Linked DNA regions of Homo sapiens: region 1 is linked to region 2. A link is a loop called in an ENCODE intact Hi-C map of the cell type or tissue named here. Cell type or tissue: upper lobe of right lung. All regions are shown on one strand.

What was found. A loop is a pair of places that touch in the nucleus more often than their neighbours do. Peaks named below come from ENCODE experiments on the same cell type or tissue, not always from the same donor. Only the 100,000 strongest peaks of a DNase experiment are listed, where the experiment ranks them.
Region 1: a loop joins it to region 2, with 2.9 times the contacts of the local background. A loop is called at or near these places in 21 of 110 quality-filtered maps.

What each region holds. Positions count from the first base shown.
Region 1 is chr17:42,297,041-42,305,040 of GRCh38, reverse strand. It overlaps STAT5A (signal transducer and activator of transcription 5A), which reads right to left. Exons shown (of 19, transcript NM_001288718.2): 6 at 5,160-5,290; 7 at 4,760-4,911; 8 at 4,171-4,326; 9 at 3,587-3,766; 10 at 612-699; 11 at 389-511. Among named protein-coding and RNA genes, the nearest start is that of STAT5A, 13 kb to the right of the region's middle. In upper lobe of right lung, no CTCF peak of the experiment used is centred here; a DNase peak (open chromatin) is centred at 3,750.
Region 2 is chr17:42,513,756-42,521,755 of GRCh38, reverse strand. It overlaps ATP6V0A1 (ATPase H+ transporting V0 subunit a1), which reads right to left. Exons shown (of 22, transcript NM_001130021.3): 20 at 7,778-7,895; 21 at 7,296-7,467; 22 at 1-729. The coding sequence ends at 636. MIR5010 (microRNA 5010) reads right to left here and starts at 7,568; the gene lies at 7,449-7,568. RefSeq lists a silencer at 4,157-4,206 and an enhancer at 4,650-5,149. In upper lobe of right lung, CTCF peaks have their summits at 1,089 (motif pointing left) and 4,109 (motif pointing right); DNase peaks (open chromatin) are centred at 1,495, 2,595, 3,165, 4,115 and 1 weaker place; H3K27ac peaks cover 5,720 bases.

The sequences.
Region 1 (8,000 bases), 220 kb after region 2:
TTGTAGATACGGGTTCTCACTATGCTGCCCAGGCTAGTCTTGAACTCCTGGACTCAAGCAGTCCTCCCTCTTCTGCCTCCCAAAATGCTGGAATTACAGGTGAGAGCCACCACACCTGGTCCCAACCCACTTTCCTCACCCACAGTTCCAAACACAAGCCCCTCCCAGCAAAATGTAGGCACAAGCAAACAAACAAAAACTACAACCGACTTCTTCTTAGCCCATTGCCTAAATTGTCTGGGTTAGTCCCAGATTATAACCTATCAAACAGGGACCCACAGAGTCAAAGCAGGCTGTCCGATGGCATTGCTGCCAGGAGTCCTGAGGCAGGCCCCTCCACCTCTTGGGTGACCTGGAGCAGTGGGGGCAGGAGGGCTGGGGGTCTCACCTTCACCTGGAACACAAGCTCATTGCTGCCAACACTGAACTGAGACTCAAACAGGACTGTGAACTTCTCCTCTGTCACGGACTCTGCACCCCGCCGGTCAGCACGCTTGATCCTCTTCAGTGACTGCAGGGTGGGAGGTGACAGGGGAACAGGGAGATGGCGGCTGCTTACAAGGACTCAGCTCTGGGCAGACCTGCCCTCCGAGGGTGGGCCCCGTCCTCACCATGTTCCTGAAGTGGGCACTGAGGGTGCCCGTGGCTTGGTGGTACTCCATCACGCAGCAGTTGTTCAGGATCTCACCACTGCACTCGCTGCAAAGGAGAGGGGGGTCCCAGCTCCACATGGGCCCCAGGCCAGGAGCATGGTCCTGTCCACACCTCGGGCTGGGGTCTTCGCTCAGGTCAGCCCTGCCAGCAGCCCCTGCCCCGTATCCCCTAAGAGTGTTTCTTGGCGTCTTTCTGGGTTACTGACTTCTCCATCAACCTGGTGCCCAGCACCCAAGGCAAGGTCTCCAGTGGTGAGGTCTGGATCTATCATTAGAAATTCCTCGATACCAAGATTGATGTGAGGGCTTTGGGGACTTCCAATAGCTTCTAATGCACTTAAGATAAAAATCACAACCACAGTCTCTGAGGATCCCTATGGTCAACACCTACCCACCCCCCTGGCCTCACTGAATTCCTCTCCCCTCACTCAGGACATGCAAGCCCCGTTGGCCCTGGCTGTCTGCTGAACATGCCAGGCTTGGACATTGGCCCTTGCTCTTCCTGTCACCCCAAACACTCTTAGCCTTCTCCTCCTTCAGGTCTCAGCCCAGATAGCTCCCCAGAAAGGCCTTCCTGGACCACTTATCTGGAGAAGCTTACCAAGCTGACCTTTCCTCACCCCCGCCTTAAACACATCTCCAACGCTAGCAGATTGCTCTTTTTTCTTTTTTTTTTTGAGACAGAGCTTTGCTCTTTTTGCCCAGGCTGGAGTGCGATGGTGCAATCTCAGCTCACCACAACCTCCACCTCCCAGGTTCAAGTGATTCCACTGCCTTAGCCTCCCAAGTAGCTGGGACTACAGGCGCACACAACCATACCTGGCTAATTTTTGTATTTTTAGTAGAGATTGGATTTTGCCATGTTACTCAGGCTGGTTTCGAACTCCTGATCTCAAACGATCCTTCCACCTCAGCCTCTCAAAGTGCTGGGATTACAGGCGTGAGCCACTGTGCCCAGCCTAGATTGCTCTGTCTTAACTTCTTTTCCAGTGTCTATCACTGGTTGGCCCTGCCTGATCTTTTAAAGTGTATTATCATCAGTCTCCCCAGCTGCAATGCAAGCTCAAAGGCAGTGAGAAGGTCATTTGTCTTCATCTTCACCCCAGATCACATGGTAGGAAATCAGTAAACTTTTTTTTTTGAAACAGAGTCTTGCTTTTGTTGCCCAGGCTGGAGTGCAATGGCACAGTCTCGGCTCACTGCAACCTCCACCTCCTGGGTTTGAGGAATTCTCCTGCCTCAGCCTCCTGAGTAGCTGGGATTACAGGCTTCCACCACCATGCCCAGCTAATTTTTGTATTTTTAGTAGAGACGGGGTTTCACCATGTTGGCCAGGCTGGTCTCGAACTCCTGACCTCATGATCCGCCCGCTTGGGCCTCCCAAAGTGCTGGAATTACAGGCGTGAGCCACTGTGCCTGGCCTTTTTTTTTTTTTTAAACAGAGTCTTGCTCTGTCATAGGCTGGAGTGCAGTGGCACAATCTTGGCTCACTGCCACGTCCACCTCCGGGTTCAAGTGATTTTCTTGCCTCAGAGTAGTTGGTAGTTAGGACTAGAGGTCCAAGTAGCTGGAGCTACAGGTGTACGTTACCAAGCCTGGCTAATTTTTGTATTTTTAGTAGAGACAGGGTTTCACCATGGTGGCCAGGCTGGTCTCGAACTCCTGGCCTCAAGTGATCTGCCTGCCTCTACCTCCCAAAGTGCTGGGATTACAGGCGTGAGCCACCTCGCCCAGCCTCAGTAAACATTTTTAATTGGATGACAAGGGATGGGGCCATGTCTTCCACATCACTCATTCACTCATTTATTCATCCCCTGCATACGCTGTGGGTGGCCTGCCCTGACACTGGACACTACTTCTCCACTCTCTGCTACACATAATGTCTCTGTACTCTTCCCTCAGGATGTGGCACATGGGCTCTGCCTGAAAGTCCTCCCTCTCTGCTACTTCCCTCCCTATCACTAGCTACCTCCAATTCCACCAGGAGCCTAAGACTGTCATTTCTTTAATCCTGCAAGAAGACCCCCTTTCTCGGTGCCCTACACATCCCCCTGCCACATGGCTACACCATCAGGCATTTCCCAGCATCTGCTGCCTGCTCTGCTGCTCAAGGGGCTGGGCGAGAAGACAGCCCAGTTCTGTTGGGATCACAGTTTTGTCCTCAGTGCGTAGCACAGGTTCTAGAACACAGCTACAACACCATACTTTGTGTGATTTTTTTGGAGACAGGGTCTCACCCTGTTGCCCAGGGTAGAGTGCCATGGCACAATCATACCTCACTGTAGTATCAAATTCCTAGGCTCAAATGATCCTACCACCTCAGCTTCCCGAGTAGCTGGGACTACAAGTGCGTGCACCACCATGCCCAGCTAATTTTAAAACTTTTTGTAGCGATGAGGGTCTCCCTATATTGTCCAACTCAAACTTTTGGGCTCAAGTGATCCTCCGACCGTGGCCTCCCAAAGTGCTGGGATTACAGGGGTAAGCCACGGCATCTAGCCTAGCACCAAGCTTGTTGCAGGGACAGGGAAGGCATCTGAGTAGGAGGAAGGCAGTGTACCATCTGTCCCAGATTTAATGATGGTTTGACATGATTGTTTGAATTTACAATGGTGTGAAGCAATACACTTTCAGGAGAAAGTGGTGTGATAGTCTCTCACAATGCTGGGCAGTGGCAGTGAGCCTCAGCTCTCCGGCAGCCACACCATCCCCAGGGTAAAGAACGGATACTCGGCTGGGTGTGGTGGCTCACGCCTATCAACTCAGCACTTTGGGAGGCTGAGGTGGGAAGACTGCATGAGTCCAGGAGTTCGAGACCAGCCTGGGCAACACGGTGAACTAGGGGACAAGACATAGCTGGATGCAAGGACAAAGCGGGGGGTGCAGGTCCCCCACACCTAAGCTTGGGCAGGGGAAGGGAGAGGCACAATTACTTGCGGGTGTTCTCATTTTTAAGCAGAGACTTGGCCTGCTGCTCACTGATGATGGTGGCCTTCACCTGGGGGGGATTCATGTGCACGTTCAGCTTCCCGCCCACCAGCAGGCGTACGGTGGCTGCAAACTTGGTCTGGGTCTTCAGGACCTGAGGAGGCTGCTTCTCAATGATGAATGTGCTGCATGGGACACAGGGACAGACACACGATGAGGGGTTGGCGCAGGGGAAAGGGCTCTCAGTCCCTCTGTGGTGGGGGTGGGGCTGCCTCCCATGGGGCTCAGGAGGTGATGAGCTCGGGCACAACCTCTGTTCCCGGGGAAGCTGTGAGAGTCCAGGGAGAGGATGGAGAGGGGAGTGAGATAACACAGCAGCTGGCATGGGCTGCGGCCCAGGGTATCTCTTGCAGTGTCCACAGGAGAAACTGGGCAAGGGCGGCACCTAGCAGCCACAGCAACTGGAGATGGAGTTGGGAGGGATGAGAGGCAGGAAGTGGATCTGCTGGTCTGGAAGGCACCTGCAGCTCCCCCCACGCAGGCAGGAGCTGCCCCAAGCTCCTGGGCATGGCAAACAGGCAGCAGTCACCTGGTCACCAGGGCTGAGATAATGTCCGTGATGGTGGCGTTGACCTCGGCCAGCATCTCCTCCACTGGGCCGGGGATGGGCAGCTGCTGGCAGAGGTGCTCAGCCCTGCGGATCTGCTGCCGGTTCTGCCAGATGATCTCGGCCAACTTCTCACACCTGCACGAGAGCCCCAAGGCCAACAGGAGGACAATGGCTTCTCCTCACAGACGCCAGGCCCCAAGACACAGCTCCCGTTCCCCCAGGAAGGCTCTGTGCTTTCGCCACACTTCCCACCCATGGGAAGAGCAGAGCTCCCTGCCTCCCAGAATTAGAGACGTACACAGGAGGGGCGACCCTGACTAGGCCCAAACAGCCCAAGCATCACCCCACACACCCGAGCCCCATCCCACCCCCAGGACAGCAGCCCCCTTCCTGGGGGAGGTGCACAGGATGGGGACCAAAGTCTGATTGAGGAACCAGGCTCCCTGGAGAAACAAGAGCTGTCCCAGGATGGAGGGGGCCTGCTGCAGGAGCCAGCACAGGACGCAGAAGCAGCCGGGGTCCCCACCAGCCCCTCCTGCCCTGCCCGCTGGCCGCCCCACACCATTACCAGGACTGTAGCACGTCCAGGCTGCCCTCGGGGGGCCCGCCGTTCCCGGCCAGCTGCTGCCGCCGCTTCCACTGGATCAGCTCGTCATCCAGGATGATGGTCTGCTGCTTCCGCAGCAGCTGCAGGGTCTTCTGGTGCTTCTCGGCCAGCTCCTGAGGGAAGGGAGGAGAGCAGCCCCTTCTGGGCTCCCAGAGAACACCGCAGGGCCTCGCTGGGAAATGGCAGGGCAGGGCCCAGGCCGTTCCCTCTCCCCAAGCTGCTCTGCCTCGCAAGGCCCCCAGGAAAAAAGGCCTCCTGCCCTCCCAGGTTCTGCTCTCATGCTGGTCCCAGCCCTCCCTCGGGTCCCCAGAGACTGACTTCATGGCACCCACGCCCAGGAGAGGCCCAGGACCCCACTCACCACGCGGTACTGCTGCAGTGTCTGTGCCTCACGCTGCAACCAGGCCTCCAGAGACACCTGCTTCTGCTGGAGGGCCGTCTCCCGGCTCAGACGCTCCTGGGGGCTCAGCTGGGCCAGCTGGGCAAACTGAGCTAGAGGAGAGAAGAGGAAACCATGACCATCACCTCCTAGTGTCCAACAGGAGGCCTAGAGAAGCCCACTCACCTGTTCTGGAGCGAGACCCTCCCAGGCTCAGACACTGCATCAAGAGCAAGTCGGGGTTCCTGACAGCCAGGGGGGCCAAGATGAATGGCGCCTCAGGAGGCGCCTCTGGGCCCTGCTCACCAGCCTCCTGACTCTGAGCCGTCCCCTCTGGGGGCACACGGGTGCTGGGGCAGCTGGGGAGGAGGCCTGCCTGCCTCCTGCCCGCCTGCCTCACAGGGCTGCCAGCCCTCTTCTCGCGTCCCAGCATGGGTCCAGGCTGTCTGGGGTGTAAGTGTGCCCATGCCCTTGACTGCAGGTGAACCTGGGCAAATCGCTTTCCTTTCCTGTGCCTCAGCTTCCCCACGTGTAAAACGGGAGATTCTCAGCACCTGCCTCAGTGGGGTGCTTGAAGATTAAATACATGAGGACATGGAAGATGCCAGAAAGCTGCCTGACATGGGTGAGCTCTGTGTGAGGTTCGTGCTTCTTGGTTAACGGGGAACAGGACAGAGAGAAGAGGTGACAGAGACAAGCAGCTGCTCGGCCCCATCCCTCCCGCAGCAAGGCCTCTTCAGGGAACCCCAGCCCCGGCGGCTCTGTCTCGTCCCTGAGCACAGCAGTCCCTCCTCAGGGGAGGATGAGATTCTTGAGGGGCTGGAAGGGGCCCAGCATGTTTGTCCAGGTGGGCTCACTGTGAGCCCAGCCGACCAACCAGGGGAGACAGACAGATAGACAGACCGCAGAGGGAGAGCGTGTCCAGGGCCACTGGGGATGCAGAGCCACCAAGATTCTCTCAGGAAAGGGAGGCCGAAGGGAGGCGGCTTCCCTCCACACCATCTGTGAGGAGTCTCATTGATGGCGGGACAGGGAATAAGTCAGGCCTCACTAGCTTTTAAAAAGTATCCATCATGGGGCTGGGCGCAGTGGCTCACGCCTGTAATCCCAGCACTTTGGGAGACTGAGGCGGGCAGATCACGAGGTCAGGTGATCGAGACCATCCTGGCTAGAGACCATCCTGGCTAACACAGTGAAACCCCATCTCTACTAAAAACACAAAAAATTAGCCGGGCATGGTGGCGGGTGCCTGTAGTTCCAGCTACTAGGGAGGCTGAGGCAGGAGAATGGCGTGAACCCAGAAGGTGGAGCTTGCAGTGAGCCGAGATTGGGCCACTGCACTCCAGCCTGGGCGACAGAGCTAGACTCTGTCTAAAAAAAAAAAAAAAAAAGTATCCATCATGTGCCAGGCTCGGTGGCTTACGCCTGTAATCCCAGCACTTTGGGAGGCTGAGACAGGCAGATCACTTGAGGTCAAGAGTTCGAGACCAGCCTGGCCAACATGGCAAGACCCTGTCTCTACTAAAAATACAAAAATTAGCTGGGCATGGTGGCGCATGCCTGTAATCCCAGCTACTTAGGAGGCTGAGGCAGGAGAATTGCTTGAACCCGGGGTTAAAGGTTGCAGTGAGCCGAGAGCACCACTGCACTCCAGCCAAGGCAACAGAGCAAGACTCCATCTCAAAAAAAAAAAAGTATCCATTATGAAATACGTAAGACACAGGGGATGTGGAACACAAGGGCGCCTGTGTATCAATAACCCAGGCTAAGAAAGTAAACATGTCCACAGTTACAACCACCACCGCAGGCCCACCCCACCCTCCCAGCGACAGCCCGTCTCCACCACACTGGGACTATTAATCCCTTCCCATCACCTTCTCAACAGCCCAGCGTCCTTGCTTGAGCTGAGTCAGAAGATGCGCGCACCAGCATGTCTTGGTCGAGCTCCTGGCTGGCCCCTGAGGGCCACGTCACTCTGACCCCAGCCCTGACCCATGGGATGCACAAGCTGGGACAGACAAAAGCAACTCTATGTAGCCAGGAACAGCCCAGAGCTAGAACTCAGAAATATGGCTCCAATCTCACTGCAGGTATCGAGCAGGAAGAGGATCATCCAGGCACGGACAGATCCGAGGTGTCTGCACGGCTACCTCGGGTATCCTGCCCAGCCACAGGGAGGGTGGTGGTGATCCCAACACCTGGGCCCAGCCTTCCTATGCAAGGGACCCACTTAGGGCTCTCCTGGAAATTTGCAGAAGCTTTTAGGAAGGAGGCCAGGGAGACGGGAAGCAATTTCCCTACTCCACTGGAGGCAGCTGAGCCTTCCCTGGCAAAAGCAGATCAATAGTCTGTGTTTCTGCTGAGTGAACTTGACAAATGGGACTGAGAAGACACTGCATGATAGATCCAAACCCAACCTGAATCCAAACCTAATCCGCCACCATGCACAGGAAACAGAAAAGCCAGGCACGGGATCAGAAATACTGTCGACAGTCTAAGGACTTGGGTAGGAATAACCGCCCAAAATCTTCCGTTTCCATTCTCAGAAGGAGCTGCCCTTCTTCTAGGGCCAGTCTGGGATAGATTCAGATGAGGGGAAATTCTCTTAGAATTATCCTGTCAGTATTGGCTGGGCACCGTGGCTCACGCCTATAATCCTAGCACTTTGGGAGGCCGAGGCAGGCAGATCACTCGAGGCTAGAGGTTGCAACCAGCCTGGACAACACGGCACAACCCTGTATCTACTAAAACTACAAAAAAAAAAAATTAGCCAGGCATGGTGGTGCATGTCTGTAGTCCCAGCTACTGAGGAGGCTGAGGCAT
Region 2 (8,000 bases):
GAGTGCAGGGTGGGGTCAGAAAGGCGGTGTAGATATCCTATGACCCCTGGGGATGACAGGGAGAAGCCACTCATGATGGCCTAGTTGGGTCCAGCTGAATGCCAGGGGGGTGGGCAAAAGACGCAAATATCATCTTCCTGGACCCACCCCTGCTAATCCAAGAGTGGGACATGTTACCAGTGTCCCCTTCTAGGGAAGAATCTGTATTACTCCCCCCACTACTCCTGCTAGAAACTACGGTGGCAGATGCAGGGAACTCAAAGTCTAGATGTGAATGGCATGGGTGCTCCTTCCATCTACAATGCACGGGGAAGATGAAAGGGCTTTGGGATGGCGTGGGAATGCAGACTGGCTCACCACCAGGAGGTGGGAAGGGCTGTCTGGATGGATGGAGGCTAAGAGGGCAAGGCTGGTGCCCAGTGAGTATGAGTGACAGCCAGAAAATCACTACACTACACACAAAGCTAGGGGTGGTGGGAGACCCAAGGAGGACTATTCTATCTAAATGACTCACAGACAGGGTGACACGAATGAGCTGGTGCCCACAGATCACAACCAACAGGCAGAGAGGCACAGCTGATCACTGTGGAGGGAGGCGGGGAGGGTAGCATGGGGCACACGGCCCTCACAGGGACTCACTCTTCAAACTTCCCTTCCCGAATATGCTCGAAGGAGAAGGGTAAGAACTTGAAACCGGTCCCGCTGTAGAATTTATTCTGGAACTCAACCCTGGAGAAAGAGAAGAAGAAAGCTGTCATTCAATAGAAACTTTGTGAAGCTTTTTAGGACTTCACAGTTGGGCAGGAAAGATGCCCCGTGCCCACCTCACCCCGAGCCTCCCTTCCCTGGGGAAGCTAGAGAAAGCCCAGAGTGCAGAGATCCCACTTTTAAGGCCTGGGATCAAGAGTTCGACGCACGGAGGAAGGGATTTGCCCTCAGTTCCCAATCTTGCTCTGTCCTGCCGAGCAGTGTGTTTATGCACAACTCTCTGCAGAGAGGCATGTGCAAAAAAAGTTCAGTTACCTTGAGCCTAACATCGTTAATGAACAAGTGGCCCCCATCGCCCCCTCCTGGCAGGGGATCACACAGCCCACCTCTAAGGGAAGCCCCTCCAGAGACACTGGGCAAGCACCTCTGTTTGCTTGTTATTTTTCCTTGGGGGAGCAAAAGGGCGAGCTTGGAGTGAATGTTGAAGGCTTTCCATTTAAGGAAGGAAATTCCAAGGAAAGAGGGGGAGTTAGGAGGGGAAGTCTTCTCAAAGCAATGGCAAAAATATTCTCCAACCACAAAAACATCTGAGAAAGAATTCTTCTCTTGGGGACTAAAAAGAAAAAGCCTGAGCTCCCTTCCCAGCAGTTCAGCATCCATGCCTGATGGTCTCTGTGGGGCCCTTTCACTCTCAGGGAGGGTGGGAGGAAGACTGTCCCATAAGCAGAGCGAGGCTGCTTGGCTGTGCTTCCTCCTGCAAACTCACCCTGGACAGCTGCCCAGCAACCAAACCACACCAAATAAGGGCAGAAAAATGCATGATTCAGGGGATAAAAAGGCCAAGGAGAGCTGCCCTGAGGAATAGTTTCCACATGGTGCTGTGTGACCCTGGAGGCACCGGAGCCCCTATAAGAACAGGCAGGCGTGGGGGCTGGGGCAGGCTCCAGGTGACAGGTCACGTGCAGGGTGAGGGCTTTGAGGCGCTTTAAAGCTTCAGGAACCCTCTAGTTCCCTAACTCAGCTTTTACAAATGGAGATTCCTCCCTCCAAGCCAAGAAGGCAGGAATTAAGAGAACAGGGGCTGGGAGGTGGCTGGGGCCCAAAGGTTACAGACTGTTTGCCAGTGGCACTGGGAGTTCCTCAGAGGCCCCTTCACTGGGGTGCAGGCTGAGGAGCACCCCCTTGAAGAAGAGCGCAACCGAATTTTCTGAGTGGGAGTAAAAGCAGTCAGCTTTCTTCCCCACATCCCCACATTCCACAGGGGTGGGCCAAGGTCCTCCAGGAAAAACAGGACTCAGGAGGGGGAGGACACAGAGCTTCCAACTGACGTTAGCTGACGGTTCCCACCAGAGCAATTCCAAACCAGGACCTGGATTCACCCACGTCCCAACACCCCACCAAAACTACTTCTCCAAGTTCCAGCTACTGAGACCACCTCTGAGGGAACGCGGTGGGGCCTAGCAGTGGGTTCCTGCTTCTCACCCACTTGTGTTAGGTTTGAATTCTTCATGTTGAATAGACTGTGTTCCCATGTGGCAAGGGTTATTTCAGAACAGCTGAAACGAGATTTACATGTCCCCTTTTCATTCAACAATACATAGCCAGAGAGTGGACAAGTCACCTGAGGGTCCCAGGCCATTACCTAGGAGTGAATGTCAGCCTTGGTAGGGTATGCTGACCCCCGACTCCAGTGAGGTGTCCAGAACTCTGACCCCCACCCCCTCCTGGCTAATCACAAAACCATTCTAATCTTCAAACTGGGCAAATGGAGCAGCAGCTTTGTTTTCAGATGCCTGTGGGGGCACCGCCCTTTTCTTGGCACCCCTCCAGTCACCTTATCTACCCATGGGGGCCCAGCAAGGAGGAAGAGGGATATATGCCTGGGAGGGGCACATCAATTGTACTGTGTGAGCAGACAGGTGGCCTCCCTGACATACTGCCCAATACTGCCCCTCCCACCAGCTGCTGCTTTAGAGACTTAGAGCGGCCAGAACTGGGACATCTTGGGTCTATCTTGAGGTCAGCCTGATTTCACCTCCTTCCGTGGCCACCCTCACCCCAACCACCCAGCACAAAGCTGGAAAGCAATTTCCCTGCTAGTCTCCCCACTCTCTCCCGCTGAACTGGGGAAATGTGTGCTTCCTGAGAAAGTACAAACATGAAGTTCCCCAGGGCAAGGGGGGCCCCATCTGCCATCCTAGGTTCTTCCTTCTTTTTGGGCATCTCCACTGCTCTGCTCAGGGAGCCTCCAAAGTCTTGCCATGCCCCAAGACACTGAAATGCACCTCTAGAATTCAACAGCTGTGAGGAGAGCCTCAGGACGCCAGATGAGTGTCTCTATCATCTCTTCCAGCTCCAGCACTTGGCAAAGGCCACCTGGTGACTCAGAGGGATTAACTGGGGCCAAAAGACATCATTCATGCCACGTAACAGGAACTCTGTTTCCTCGAGTGGGTGAAGGAGGAAGGAGTCTTGGGGCCGCTTCCCTTCCCTGGTGGGGGTTGTGACTGAGGGCAGGCAGTCTGGAAAGACAATTCTGGGCTGAGCTGTTTATGTAGCCTGTTCTGCCACTCTCTGTGCCGTTCAGGGCCTACAACACACATCTGTCTGACGGCCTGAATATCAGGGCAATGATGGCAGCCTGGAACTACATTTCAAGAGTTCTGAGTTCTCCTGGGCAGCCATTCCCTCAACTGCTCCATGCTGTCATGCCGTGGCAACACTGCATTCCTAACAAGAAGCTGGTCCCCGATTCTGTCCCTTTAATCACCACCCAATCTGTGAGTGTACAGGTAGGTGTACATCTATGTGTATGTGGAATTCGCTAGGTAAGGAGAGACCAGGTTCCTTGGAAGGTATGCCCTGGGGCAATAGTTCTGCATAAAAATCAGTTTGATGTTTACAGTGATAACTACAATCAAATCCCTGTCTCATGCCTTCTCTGAGGAAGAAAAGATGTCTAATTATGGTAGGTAAGAAGCCAAGCACACTTCATGTGGCAGGAGGGAGGAAAAGAGAGAAAACTCAGGAGACAGAATTAGCAGATTAATACATTAGCCTGCTCACTGTTTTCAAACACATCACCCCCCTTCCTATGATGCTGCATGAATCTCACACTAGTGGTTTATATGTTATCGAATCAAATGTTTTTCTTATTGTCCCCACTGAGGAGACCAGAACTTGTATAATGGGGCAGCCCTTGAATCAGGAAACAGCAGGGATAAAGTGGGAGGTATGAAGATGCCTAGGATGGATGCCAGGAAGAACAGCAGCACCATCCCTACAGCTGGTTCAGCAGCCCCAGAGGCTCCACCCCTGGTAAGAGGGCCACAGCTCAGAACGCCTCCTGCAGTCCTGGGCCACAGGGAAGATCCAGGCATCCTGGACGCACAGCCGCATTTTGCCAGGAGGGGGCGCACAAGCACCAATTTCATTCACTTCTGTTTTAGTGGTGGGGGAGGCGCCCCACTCGTGTCACGGGAACAGCCCTCCAAAGACGAGATTCTGGAAGTTGCACAAAGGAGGTTTGCACTGTTTTTTCCTCTCCTACCCAATACTCCTATTGCCAAAATAAATACGACATATATGGGGAGGCTGTTCCTTGCAAACAGCACCTGAGGGCATTCTGATGGTATCCTCTGCCTCCTCTGGGGTCTTCTCTCACTCTAGACAGGCTAAAAGCAGTCTTTTTATGGGGGACCCCAGGCAGACACCCTCTCTCTAGGGCATCCCAGGTTTTTTTGTTGTTGTTGTTGTTGTTGTTGTTTTGAGACGGAGTCTCGGTCTGTCGCCCAGGTTGCAGTGCAGTGGCGCGATCTTGGCTCACTGCAACCTCCATCTCCTGGGTTCAAGCGATTCTCTTGCCTCAGCCTCCCGAGTAGCTGGGATTACAGGCGCCCACCATCACGCCCAGCTAATGTTTGCATTTTTAGTAGAGATGGGGTTTCACCATGTTGTCCAGGCTGGTCTCGAACTCCTGACCTCAGGTGATCTGCCTGCCTCAGCCTCCCAGAATGCTGGGATTATAGGTGTGAGCCATCGCACCCAGTAAGGGCATCCCACTTTTAAGCAGAGCAGCCACTACCCATCCTAGAGCACCTGCTTTTGCTGTGGCAGCACTTGGTGTGTGCATTACTTCCTACTTGCTCACAGTAATCTTGGCAGTGAATGTTCTGCTCAGGTTCCCTGCCTGGTGTGACAGTGCTGGAATTCCAACCCAGGTCGCCCAATTCCGGAGCCTGCTGTCCTGCCACTCATCACTTCAGTTCAGGGGGACCTGGGAAGACACGGGGAGGCCACAGGTGAGCCTGAGGAGGAAGCAATCTTCTGGCAACAAAATGAGGCTCAAGCCCAGGCGGCCTTGCTCTGCAACAGTGCCTTGCTCCCGCCCTGCCCAGGGAGATGACCGGCTACCCACGTGGGCTGGAATCAAGGTGAGGTGGTCACTGTTCCCTCAAACCCAGGGCTCAAGAGACAGGAGTGAAAAGAAAAGAAAGGAGGCCAAGGGGCAAGAAAAAGTGAGTCCTCAGAGGTTCTCGTGCACTGAGGAGGGCTGAGGAAGTGTGCTTGCGGGGGTCGGCTGATAAGCTTAGAACAGGGAGGCCAGCCAGATGAGCTGGGTGGGGAGGAGGGAGGCCAGGAGGGAGAGAGCCAGGCCAGAGGAAGCCAGGTCTACTGACGCAGCAGGGCTTTTGAAGAAGAGTGCACCCTAGCCACGTCTTGCCCTTCCATGCCTCACTCTCCGCCCATCATTCAGAAAAACCCACAGCTGAATCTTTGAGGAGGCTCAGGGGTCACCCAGCCATGAGAATAATCAAAGATAAAGGGGAGTGGGGAATGAGTTTCTCAGGTTCAGATGCTGGATTTTCTTCAGGTTTTGAGAACGAAGAGAGACATTCATAGTCCTCTTCTGGCCTTGAGATCATGAACACCACAGAGCATCCCATCCAGGGGCCTCTAAGGCACACCAGTGAGTCAGACCCCTATGCTTGTAAAACAGGAGAAGTGTGTGAGTGCTCCTCTGGGGAGAGGGGCCAGAACTTCCAGAGACATTGGGGTTTTGAGACCCCCAAAAAGAGAATCACAACATAAAGGAGAAAATAGAGACCCAAAGAAGTGGAGTCTGAGGTGGAACAGCCACAGAAAATACAGACTGCCCCAGTTTTTAGTATAAGCATATCCCATGCACATTTGGGAAATACTCATACTAAAAAAATTATTTGTTGTTTATGTGAAATACACCCTGTATTTTTATTTTTTGAGACCGAGTTTCACTCTTGTTGCCCAGGCTGGAGTACAATGGCGCGATCTTGGCTCAATGCAACCTCCACTTCCTGGGTTCAAGCGATTCTCCTGCCTCAGCCTCCCAAGTAGCTGAGATTCCAGGCATGCACCACCATGCCCGGCTAATGTTTTTGTATTTTTAGTAGAGACAGCGTTTCTCCATGTTGGTCAGGCTGGTCTCGAACTCCCCACCTCAGGTGATCCACCCGCCTCGGCCTCCCAAAGTGCTGGGATTACAGGAGTGAACCACCGTGCCTGGCCCCCAACCCCTCCCCTATTTTTTTTTTTTTTTTTTTGAGACAGAGTCTCGCTCTGTTGCCCAGGCTGGAGTGCAGTGGCACAATCTCAGCTCACTGCAACCCCTGCCTCCTGGGTTTAAGAGATTCTTTCCTGCCTCAGCCTCCTGAGTAGCTGGGATTACAGGCACGTGCCACCACACCTGGCTAATTTTTGTATATTTAGTAGAGACGGGGTTTTACCATGTTGGCCAGGCTGGTCTCGAATTCCTGACCTCAGGTGATTCACCTGCCTTAGCCTCCCAAAGTGCTAGGATTACAGGCATGAGCCACCGTGCCCAGCCAAACTGTACTTTTATGTGCTACATCTGGCAACGCTGGTTTGAGGTGGTCACAGCCCAGACCACACCCCCGCTCTCCCAGTCCCAGAGGCTGAACTCATGCTCTCTCCACACACAGCCATTAAGAGTCACAAGCTTCATTAAAGAAAACAAACAGAACCACCCCAAACCTGCCCATGTGAAGAAGCTGCGTGAGTGTACCGACCTCCACCCTATAGAGCCAGGAATCCCTCCGGTCCACAATGGAGCTGCCAGGGGTCCAACTCAAAGACCCCTGGCACAATGACAGAACAAAGAGGATAAAGCTGGGGTGCAGCGTGTTCTAGCCTTTCCTGCACTTAACATACATTCCAGAGCTGCTTCCACTGTTCTGAAGACAGAAGAGTTACACATCAGAGAGAAAACCAGAAACCCTAAGACCCCAGCAGCCCCTTTAAGCCAAAATCAGGAGCACTGGGGACAGCTAAAGGCAGGGAGCGGGACCTGACACCACTCACCAGGGACATCTCCCTAGAGCCTAGGGAAGGCTGAGCTGTGCTTTTCTGTGACCATTTTCCGAAACTCTGTGGCAATGCCGGTGCTGGGGTGTCCTGAGGTGAAGCTAGTGCAGGGCCAGCTCATCTTTCCTGCACAGAGCTGCAGGGCTGTGTGTGGGAGAAAAGCTGCCCTCTCACCGCAGCTAAGGACACATCCACCCCCATGCCCGCCCTGCCCCACTGCCCCTCACCAGTGTAAGCGCAGTGCGTGGAGAAAGGCCGAGAGGCCCTCCATGATCAGGAGGATGGCCACGGTCAGGGTGGCAAAGGCAGTGAAGAAGAAGAACAGCACCAAACCTCCCGCCAAGCTCTTCACGCTCAGGCCGATGTGGATCACCATGGTCCAAAGCACCTCAGACAGCTCTGGGGAATGGGAGACACAAAATCCAGTGCAGTTTGGCAAGAGGCAGCTGTAGGCCATGAATTTTGCTCTGCCATCCCCCTGCTCTAGGGTTCCCTGGATCCTGGCTTCCCACTGCCTTAGTGGGACCACCATGCAGAGCTAACCTGGCACAAGTGCTGAGCCTCCTGTCTGTACTCATTCTCCTTGGGTTCAGGAACCTGAATAATTCCAGAACCTTCATGTAATTTCCATTTGACTTAAGCCCCCCAACTGACAGTGCGCCCACAGAGGGGGAAACTAGAGTTCCGGAGCCCGGAGAGAGGTACTCACGCGCATGAGCGAGGCTGAGGGCCCAGAGCCGCAAGTAGGAGGCAGTGTTGGAGATGCAGCCCAGGCAGTACTCGATGGTGTGGATGGCCTGGTGGACCATGGTGTCCCCAAAGTCAAACTGTCGTGGGAGGAAACCAGAGAGAAGATATAAGGCTAGGAGGGGAACGTGCAGGCATTCTGAGTTGTGGCTACTTGGCGCTTTGAACCTGGGCCAGGGCAGGGG